Linked DNA regions of Homo sapiens: all the other regions are linked to region 1. The links are chromatin contacts, found by Hi-C or POLR2A ChIA-PET in ENCODE. All regions are on one chromosome and are shown on one strand. The core of a region is the stretch at or near the end of the contact, and the rest is flanking DNA. Distances in the headings are between cores, read along the strand shown. Region 1 overlaps AP1S3 (adaptor related protein complex 1 subunit sigma 3). Region 2 overlaps AP1S3 (adaptor related protein complex 1 subunit sigma 3). Region 3 has its middle 24 kb from the start of AP1S3.

Region 1 (2,981 bases), core at 139-2,638:
CACTGCACATATGTGAAAACGGCATTTGATTGCAGGGAGGATGGAGGCATGGATGCTGGGACAACCTCAGGCTTTAGTGTCAGACTGATCTTATTAGAATCTCTCCCTGCCACTTACTAGCCTTTGGGCTCAGTCATTGACATAGGTATTATGGGACCCTATCCACGGTCTCCTGTGAATACTTGCTATCTGTTCCTTGCTGTTGGTTCTCGTGATTGTTAAGGTTTGTGGCTACTCACATTTCATGCTTCTCTTAGCAAAGCTACGTGTTCATGGCCCGGAAACCTGGCTTTGCTTAAAAAGACCGTTTGATCTCTTCGTTTGTTTTTGGCAAGTGACCAGTTGAAGTAGTTTTTTTTTTTTCAGAAGCATGGGGGAGGAAGGAAGGAATAATTGCCCACTATCTGTCATAGCGGTTTATCATCAAATAAATTATATTGCATTCCTCTTTTAACCAATTAACCCAACTGGTGATAAAGTAGTACGGTAAGTCCTCACTTAACACTGTTGATATGTTCTTAGAAACTGTGTCTTTAAGCAAAATGACACGCTGTATGCCCGTGGAACTTGAAGAAAGGAACTTGACTTTCTATTTTTAAGAGGTCTTCCTTTAGTGTCCAGGCTGGAGCGCAGTGGCATGATCACGGCTCACTGCAGCCTCAGCCTCCCAGGCTCAAATGATCCTCCCACTTCAGCCTCCTGAGTAGCTGGGACCACAGGCATATGCCACCATACCCAGATAATTTTTGTATTTTTTGTACAGATGTGGTTTCACTGTGTTGCCCAGGCTGGTCTCGAACTCCTGGGCTCAAGCTGTCTTCCTCCCTTAGCCTCCCGTAGTGCTAGTATTAGAGACCTGAGCCACTGCCTGTCCCTGACTCTTGTTTCTATCAATTAGCCTGTGGCAAAATTAGTTTTGTTACATAGTATGTTGTTTTGCTTAAAGTTGCAGTTTTCAAGAATCTATTGCTGAAGTTAAGTGAGGGCTTAAAAACTGTATTATATTCTGTGGAATACAGAGTACTGTATGCATAAGAACAGTTTATATGCTTGGATTATTTGCTGTGGAATTAAAACACTTTTATATTTATTAGGAAACTAAGACTGATTACCTTAGTTTTTCAGGGTTCACAAGTTTGGTTGGCTTTACAAATCTATGCATGCATTCATTTTAGGTTGGTTAGTACCGCAGTCCTCAGGAATTTGAAGGTGGCTCGTAAACTTGGGAGGGAAAGTGATTTTTGTTTTGAGAGTTGGGTCAGACCCTAAAGAATCATTACTTAGGGCTGACTGGAATTAATTAACCTGATCTTTCTGCTTTCCTTGGATTGCATCCAAAATCAACCCTGGTTGGTTTCTGCCAGCATTAGCTCCTTCAAAGTCTGCCTCTCAAAGATGTGTCATAGACTACAGCCCATGACTAAAATTTACCAAGCAAGGAGAACTGATGACTGTGTTCTTGGTTTGATGCCAAAAAGTACTCAAAGATTTTTCCAACATGGTTTATGGCACATTGACATTTATTTTCAGAATCAGTGGTATTGTTTTGCTAACTCTGTCACCCTATTGGTAAAATCAATCGAAAGTCTAAGTCAAATACTAAATCACATTTATTTAAAATAAAGATTGGGGCCAGGTGCACTGGCTCATGCCTATAATCCCAGCACTTTGGGAGGCCAAGGCAGGAAAATTGCTTGAGCCCAGGAGTTCAAGACCAGCCTGGCAACATAGTGAGACACCCCTTTCTACAGATAAAAGAATTAGCCCGGAGTGATAGTGTGTACCTGTGGTCCCAGCTACTTGGGAGGCTAAGGCAGGAGGATCTCCTGAGCCCAGGAGGTTGAGGCTGCAGTGAGCTGTGATCGTGCCATTGTACACCAGCCTGGGTGACAGAGTAAGACCCTGTTTCAAATTAAAGAAAAATAAATAAACATTGAGTCTTAGTTCTTATTGTCAGCCTGAAATCTCCTGTATAGTCTTAGAACGCCTGTCATATTTTTTAGTTTAATGTGCAAACCTCATTTTGATTGAAGTGTAACTAAGTAGTTTCTATATTTGAAATGAGAATGTTTTGTAAATAGTGGATGTTCATGTGACCAGTGAGAATTTCGTTTGTGAAGTTTGTTAGGGTCTTTGGAAAACTAGCCCCATGTTCAAATCCCTGATTACTTTGTCCTGGAGGGCCAGGAATGGTCTAAATGTTACCTTTCAAGTACATTTGATTTCAGAATTAGGTGATGCCTGAGAAGCAGAAAGGCCAACCCCTTGTCATTTTTGCCGCTTTATTTAACTTCTTGTAGTGGACATGGTCTTTGCTGAGGCTGCCGGCTATGAACTAGATGGGGCAGAACAGAACGTGAAAGGCAGAGAACAGCCACGTCCCATTGTTAACACAGAAAACAAAGAACAGAGTGTGAGATACCTAGTGATGCCAGCCGTATCCACTGAGGCCTCTTCCCACTGTTTTTTCTCTTACTTGCTTCTTGAAGTCTTTCTCCCAGAGTCACAGAAGGTTAGGGCCACTCAGGGTTGGAAAGCTCCTGCCACTTCCATTTTCGGAAGCCACTGGTATGTTAAAAAATGAAGGTAGTGTGGAAACAAGGTTATAAATATTGGGGCACATCTGACGCTAGTTGGTGGCACATTTTAAAGGCTTGTGCTTAACAAGTTAATGAATGTGTCATTTATAAAATACTGGGTACTTTCATTTTGCCTTCTGCAGAATGTTTTAAGGATTTGTAAAGATGCATGGGTCCACTCACTGTGCATGCCAGGAGCTTAAGCTTGGAATAGGACATGTGCTTATTGATGTATAAAGGACGTCTCTGTCTTTTGGCCTCATTGGGGTTTCTCTGTGACAGCCTAAATAAGGCCATGATTCTAAGCATGGGACCCTTTGTGGATGTGAGGGCTGCCCCTCCCTTCTTACCTCTTTCACTCAAGGAACTACCTTCTATTCTGAGGATGATTTGTTTGTCTTT
Region 2 (2,981 bases), core at 304-2,803, 54 kb after region 1:
GTCAATCTTCAGTAGCCCCTAAGACTTTTCTCTAGCTCCTACTTAATAACAGTTTCTTAGAATAATAACTTTTAAAAAGCTACACCTGCCTGCGGATTTAGTAAGAAGACATAGCCTCAAATCTCCAAATGCTCAAAGCTTATTCTGAGCGTGTGGTGGCTAGATGTTGATAAGAGGAAAAGAAAGGAACTGTTTACTTGGTTGGGAATACTTATTTGGGGGTAACAACAATGTGGACAATGGCACAAAGTTATTAGAAGGAAAATTAAACCCTCTGTCTGGGCGTGGTGGCTCACGTCTGTAAGCCCAACACTTTGGGAGGCCGAGGTGGGCGGATCACTTGAGGCCACGAGTTCGAGGCCAGCCTAGCCAACATGGCAAAATCCCATCCCTACTAAAAATACAAAAATTAGCCAGGTGTGGTGGTACACATCTGTAACCCCAGCTACTTGGGAGGCTGAGGCAGGAGATTTGCTTGAACCCAGAAGGCAGAGATTGCAGTGAGCCGAGATTCCACCACTGCACTCCAGCCTGGGTGACAGAGCAAGACTCCATCTCAAAAAAAAAAAAAAAAAAAAAATTGCTGGGCACAATGGCTCATGCCTATAATCCCAGCACTTTGGGCCGAGGCAGGTGGATCACGAGGTCAGGTGTTCAAGACCAGCCTGGCCAAGATGGTGAAACTCCGTCTCTACTAAAAATACAAAAATTAGCCAGGTGCAGTGGTGGGCTCCTGTAATCCCAGCTACTCAGGAGGCTGAGGCAGGAGAATCGCTTGAACCCAGGGGGCGGAGGTTGCAGTGAGCCGAGATCATGCCACTGCACTCTAGCCTGGGCGGCAGAGTGAGACTCTGTCTCAAAAAAGAAAAGAAAATGAAACTCTCAAAGGCGATAGTGGTCATTAACCACAGGACTTGCAATAGGTAGGAGCGACAAACAGTAGATATTTTACCCCAACTAACAGCCTGCCAAGAAGGGAGGCTCAAGGCCAGATGCGATGGCTCATGCCTGTATTCCCAGCACTTTGGGAGTCCCAGGCAGGAAGACTGCTTAAGTCAAGAGTTTGAGATCAGCCTAGGCAACATAGTGAGAACCTTGTCTCTACAGAAAAATGATAAAATTAGCCAGGTGTGGTGGTGTGCACCTGTAATCCCAGCTACTCAGAAGGCTGATGCGGAAGGACCGCTTGAGCCCAGGAGTTTTGAGACCAGCCTAGGCAACATAGTGAGAACCTTGTCTCTACAAAAAGTAATAAAATTAGCCAGGCATGGTGGTGTACACCTGTAATTCCAGCTACTCGGAAGGCTAAGGTGAAAGGATCACTTGAGCCCGAGAGGTCAAGGCTGCAGTGAGCGGTAATCGCACCACTGCACTTCAGCCTGGGTGACAGAGTGAGACCCTGTCTCAAAAAAAAGAAGGGGAGGGTCAGATTGTATCTCATGAGCAATAGGATTCTATGTGCCCTCGTGTGGATGCAGGCGAAACTGCTAGGTGCACCCTAACACTGTCACCCTTAAAAGCGTAAACCATGTTAACAGCTAGGCCAAACCACAATGCAGTAGGAAGTCATAACATACACTGTGCTATATGCATAAGAAACACAGCAGAGCTAGATGTATCCAGAAGAGGACCCAAGATACAGACTCCAGCTCCTGTCTTGAGAAGGTAAGAGCAACTAAGGTTCTGCCAGCTCTAAAAGTCTGCCCCAAACCTTTAAAGTGGCAAGCTCAAGAAAATGCCAACTTTTACCTTATTGGTTTACATAGCTTGAGTAACCAGCCTGGCTCGGCTCAGACAGGGCAGCCAGTGTGGTGTTTAGCAGACTGAGTCATCTGGTGATGTGAGCAGTGCCAATGACTAGAGGCCACTGAACCACAAAGACAGGAAAGTGTCAACTCCAGGCCCCTCCCGAGGCTACAGGCAGGGCCTAGCAATGCTCTCATCTGGTCATGGGTTTTTGTCCACTTTGCAAAAATAAGATATTTTAACTGCAAAAAGTACGTAGCCATACAATATAATATATGATAGAGGAGTGTCAAGCAATTAATTCGTGAAAATAACATGCAACCATTTTTTATTTTGTGATATTTGTCATCTTCAAAATTCACAATCTGTGGTCGTTTCTTTTCTCATTCTAAGTACACTTTATACCTGATTTTGTATTTGTAACTTTGTATTCCCATGTAAATGGTGTAAACTCTAGATTCCATAAAACCAGCATGGCCCAATGGCCTGTATGATCCCTCTGCTAAGTTAAAAGACCCCACGGGCAGCATCTGTAGAGGGGTAGATGGGTATGGGGCTGTCTTGGCCAATGCCCACTTAGGAGGTGAGAGCTTTGTTGAGTAAATGTGGATGACTGAATACAAATGTTTTCTGGCAGAACTCTGGAATTCTAGATAGAGTTGGTGAAAACCAGTTAGAAAACCTCTTTTGAAGGTAAGGGCAGATTTCTAGCCCTAGTATCTCCTGAGCAATCTTGCTCGGCCAGTAGCCTTGGTATCTTCAGCCCATGTCAGTCAGCGTATTTCCTGGCAGGTTCACATGAATCATATACCCTGGAGTTTAAGCTTAAGAACAAGTTGAACTTGGATTGCTAAATGAGCAGATCGTGACTCAAACGAAAGAGGCAGGTGATTTTTTGTCCTCTCGAGCTTTCTTATTGATTCAACTTGGGGCCCTGGTGTGACACAAATATATATGTTTAAAGTAGGAGAGTGTGCAAGAGAAAGCCCATCTGTCTTGCATGGTATAGAACCTGGAACATCACTGTTAACTTTGAACTCTACCTGTAATTGTGAGTCTGTTCAAACATTTTTTTTTAAATGCTGAAAAAAAATATTATGGCTTTGGGGCATGTTAGCAAACTTAGTAACTGATGGACAGTATGAAAAGAATGAGATCATGTCCTTTGCAGGGACGTGGATGGAGCTGGAGGCCATCATTCTGAGCAAACTAGTGCAGGGACAGAAAACCAAATG
Region 3 (2,981 bases), core at 250-2,749, 46 kb before region 1:
CTTGGCATTTCTCCTTCCTGCCACCTTGTGGAAATATCCAGCTACAAGTAGTTCTTTATAACAGTATGAAAATGGACTAATACTGGCCAGGCGCTGTGGCTCACGCCTGTAATCCCAGCACTTTGGAAGGCCAAGGCAGGTGGATCACCTGAGGTCAGGAGTTCCAGACCAGCCTGACCAACATGGAGAAACCCCTGTCTCTACTAAAAATACTAAATTAGCCAGGCATGGTGACGTGTGCCTGTAATCCCAGCTACTTGGGAGGCTGAGGCAGGAGAATCTCTTGAACCTGGGAGGCAGAGGTTGCAGTGAGCCAAGATTGTGCCATTGCACTCCAGCCTGGGCAACAAGAGTGAAACTCCGTCTCAAAAAAAGAAAAAGAAAAGAAAGAGAAAGACAATGGACTAATACAGTCTGTGTGTGTCAGAAATATTTTCCATTGCATATTAAAAAATAAATGACTAGCCAGGTATGGTGGCACATGCCTGTGATCCCAGCTACATGGGAGGCCGAGGCACAAGAATCGCTTGAATCCGGGAGGCAGAGGCTGCAGTGAGCCAAGATTGTGCCACTGCACTCTAGCCTGGACAACAGAGTGTGACAGAATCTCTCTCAAAAAATAAAATACAATAAATAAAATAAAATAAATAAAAAGGCCAGGTACGGTGGCTTATGCCTGTAATCCTAGCACTTTGGGAGGCTGAGGCAGGCGAATCACATGAGGTCGGGAGTTTGAGACCAGCCTGACCAACATGGTGAAACCCTGTCTCTACTAAAAATACAATAATTAGCCAGGCATAGTAGCAGTCACCTGTAATCTCAGCTACTTGGGAGGCTGAGGCAGGAGAATCTCCTGAACTTGGGAGGTGGAGGTTGCAGTGAGCCAAGATCGTGCCATTGCACTCCAGCTGGGTGACAAGAGCGAAACTCTGTCTCAAAAATATATATATATATATTTGCTGTCAGCCTATGATTTTAGGTTGTGTTCCTTTGAGGCCAAGCCTGTCTGGATACAAAGTTGGTCACCTTTCTTTACAAGCAGGCTGCTCTCTCCTTTTCCAAATGGCCTAGTGTTACTGCTTTTATTGTGTGAGCACCTGAGTCCAGAGAGGGCAGAGAAGGTAAAGGTGATAGAGGGGGAGAAGAATTCCCAATATACATTGTTTTTCTTTTCCAATCAAAGTACTAAATTCTTTACCTGGATTATTTTATTTAATCCTTTTAAGAACTCCTTGAAATAGGAATTTATTTTTATTCCCATTTTATAGGTGAAAAAATGGTCCTCAAATTCTACTTTTTCCCTTTCCCAAACACATCCTTTTATTGCCTGCCCAGCAATTCTGAGCTCCCAGAGGTGGCCAAAAGGAGGGGCTAAGGAACATGTTCATGACAGCCTAGGGTAGAAAGAGCTTGGACTTTGGCCTCAGACTTATCTTGGTTTGAATTCCAGTGTTGCTACTCACTAGTCATGTTAACACTTGCAAGTTATGCAAACATTGTGGACATTCACTGGTTTTATTTTCTGTAAAATCAAAACCAGTGTGCAATAATATAATGTATGTAAAGATTAAGACATGTAAAGTAGCTAGTCTAGTATCCACGGTGGATAATAAATATGGGTTTCTTTCTGCTTCCTTCTTTCAACTGGAGATAATGGGGATGAACTGGAGCTTGAAGCTGCCCTGTGGAAGGAGATGGAGGAGAAGGAGCCTTTGTGGGAAGTGACCGGGAAGGCAAAGCTCACCCCGCAGTGGCAAGTTGCCATATGTAGACTGGTTGTTGCATCCTGAGTTCCTGGTTTGTGGCCTAAAAAGAATGTAGGGTGAGGCTGGGCACAGTGGCTCACACCAGTACTCCCAACATTTTGGGAGGCTGAGGTGGTAGGATTGCTTGAGTCCAGGAGTTTGAGACCAGCGTGTGCAACATAACGAGATGTCATCTCTACAAAAAATACAAAAATTAGCCTGGTGTAATGGTGCATGCCTATAGTTCCACCTTCTCAGGAGGCTGAGGCAGGAGGATCACTTGAGCCTGGGAGACTGAGGCTGCAGTGAGCAAGATCAAGCCACTGCACTCCAGCCTGGGCAATGAAGTGAGACCCTGTCTCAAAAAAGAAAAGAAAAGAATGTAAGGTGTTTTTACAAAAGGCTAGTACTGGGTGGTGCCAGTCAGTTATCTGACCCAGCCCTTAGAATACTTGTTACCCCCTAGTTTCCTGGAAGAAGGAACTATAAAGACTGAATGAGCAGGGTTGGAGGTGTGGATGAGGCCCCACTCTCCAAGGGTGGCCAGGATGGCTCAGCATGGGGGACACCCTCCAATGGAGCTGCGGGCCTGAGAATCAAGGTCCAGAAAGGAAGAGTATCTGGAACCCAGGAACATTCCTCAGGGGGATCTTTTTTTTTTTCTTTTTTTGAGATGGAGTCTCACTCTGTCGCCCAGGCTGGAGTGCAGTGGTGTGATCTTGGCTCGCTTCAACCTCCGCCTCCCAGGTTCAAGCGATTTTCCTGCCTCAGCCTCCCGAGTAGCTGGGACTACAGGTATTTTGTATTTTTAGTAGAGGCGGGGCGGAGTGAGACTCTGTCTCAAAAAAAAAAAAAAAAAATAGAAATGTTTGGAAAGGCATCAACAAAATATACTTACAGAATGAATTAATGAAGTTTCTAAGAACTTCATTCATAACCCTGGTTCATAAAGAACATTTTCCCACATAATGCCTTCTATTTTCTCTAGGTCAGAGGGTGGGGAAAGGCTCTTACTGGTAGCTATTACTCAAAATGAACACAGGAGGTCTCCACTGCCATGCCTTGGCCTAAAATGGCCTTGGTTTTCCTTGGAAGTCATCTGCATCTGCCTCTCGTAAGACTATTAACTTAGTACTTAAGGTCCAGAACAAAAATAGAAAATGTTTATGTGGGCCGGGCGTGGTGGCTCACACCTGTAATCCCAGCACTTTGGGAGGCTGAGGCGGGCGAGTCACA

What was found. A loop is a pair of places that touch in the nucleus more often than their neighbours do. ChIA-PET counts read pairs that join two places held with the same protein, here RNA polymerase II (POLR2A). Pooled maps may share reads with other maps.
Region 2: a loop to region 1 is called in a map of astrocyte of the cerebellum, with 3 times the contacts of the local background. The contact joins two enhancer-like sites. A Hi-C loop is called at or near these places in 1 of 168 maps with a recorded cell type or tissue (astrocyte of the cerebellum), 2 of 37 single-sample maps with no recorded cell type and 9 of 50 pooled maps. POLR2A ChIA-PET finds 5 or more read pairs at or near these places in 4 of 52 experiments (BJ, MCF 10A, OCI-LY7 and 1 more).
Region 3: a map of HCT116 shows a loop between it and region 1 (6-fold over the local background). The contact joins two enhancer-like sites. A Hi-C loop is called at or near these places in 3 of 168 maps with a recorded cell type or tissue (Caco-2, HCT116 and PC-3) and 4 of 50 pooled maps. POLR2A ChIA-PET finds 5 or more read pairs at or near these places in 8 of 52 experiments (A549, AG04449, CD8-positive, alpha-beta memory T cell and 5 more).

What each region holds. Positions count from the first base shown.
Region 1 is chr2:223,813,723-223,816,703 of GRCh38, reverse strand. The region is part of intron 1 of AP1S3 (adaptor related protein complex 1 subunit sigma 3); the gene reads left to right. Among named protein-coding and RNA genes, the nearest start is that of AP1S3, 22 kb to the left of the region's middle. Within about 2 kb of position 1,388, at least 6 of the 41 ENCODE cell types and tissues checked have a DNase peak (open chromatin) inside an H3K27ac peak, as active enhancers do; they include HCT116, PC-3 and PC-9, where a contact is called at or near this core.
Region 2 is chr2:223,759,868-223,762,848 of GRCh38, reverse strand. The region is part of intron 4 of AP1S3 (adaptor related protein complex 1 subunit sigma 3); the gene reads left to right. Among named protein-coding and RNA genes, the nearest start is that of AP1S3, 76 kb to the left of the region's middle. RefSeq lists an enhancer at 751-1,120 and a silencer at 1,643-1,937. Within about 2 kb of position 1,553, at least 16 of the 41 ENCODE cell types and tissues checked have a DNase peak (open chromatin) inside an H3K27ac peak, as active enhancers do.
Region 3 is chr2:223,860,034-223,863,014 of GRCh38, reverse strand. No RefSeq gene overlaps it. Among named protein-coding and RNA genes, the nearest start is that of AP1S3, 24 kb to the right of the region's middle. Within about 2 kb of position 1,499, at least 9 of the 41 ENCODE cell types and tissues checked have a DNase peak (open chromatin) inside an H3K27ac peak, as active enhancers do; they include HCT116, PC-3 and PC-9, where a contact is called at or near this core.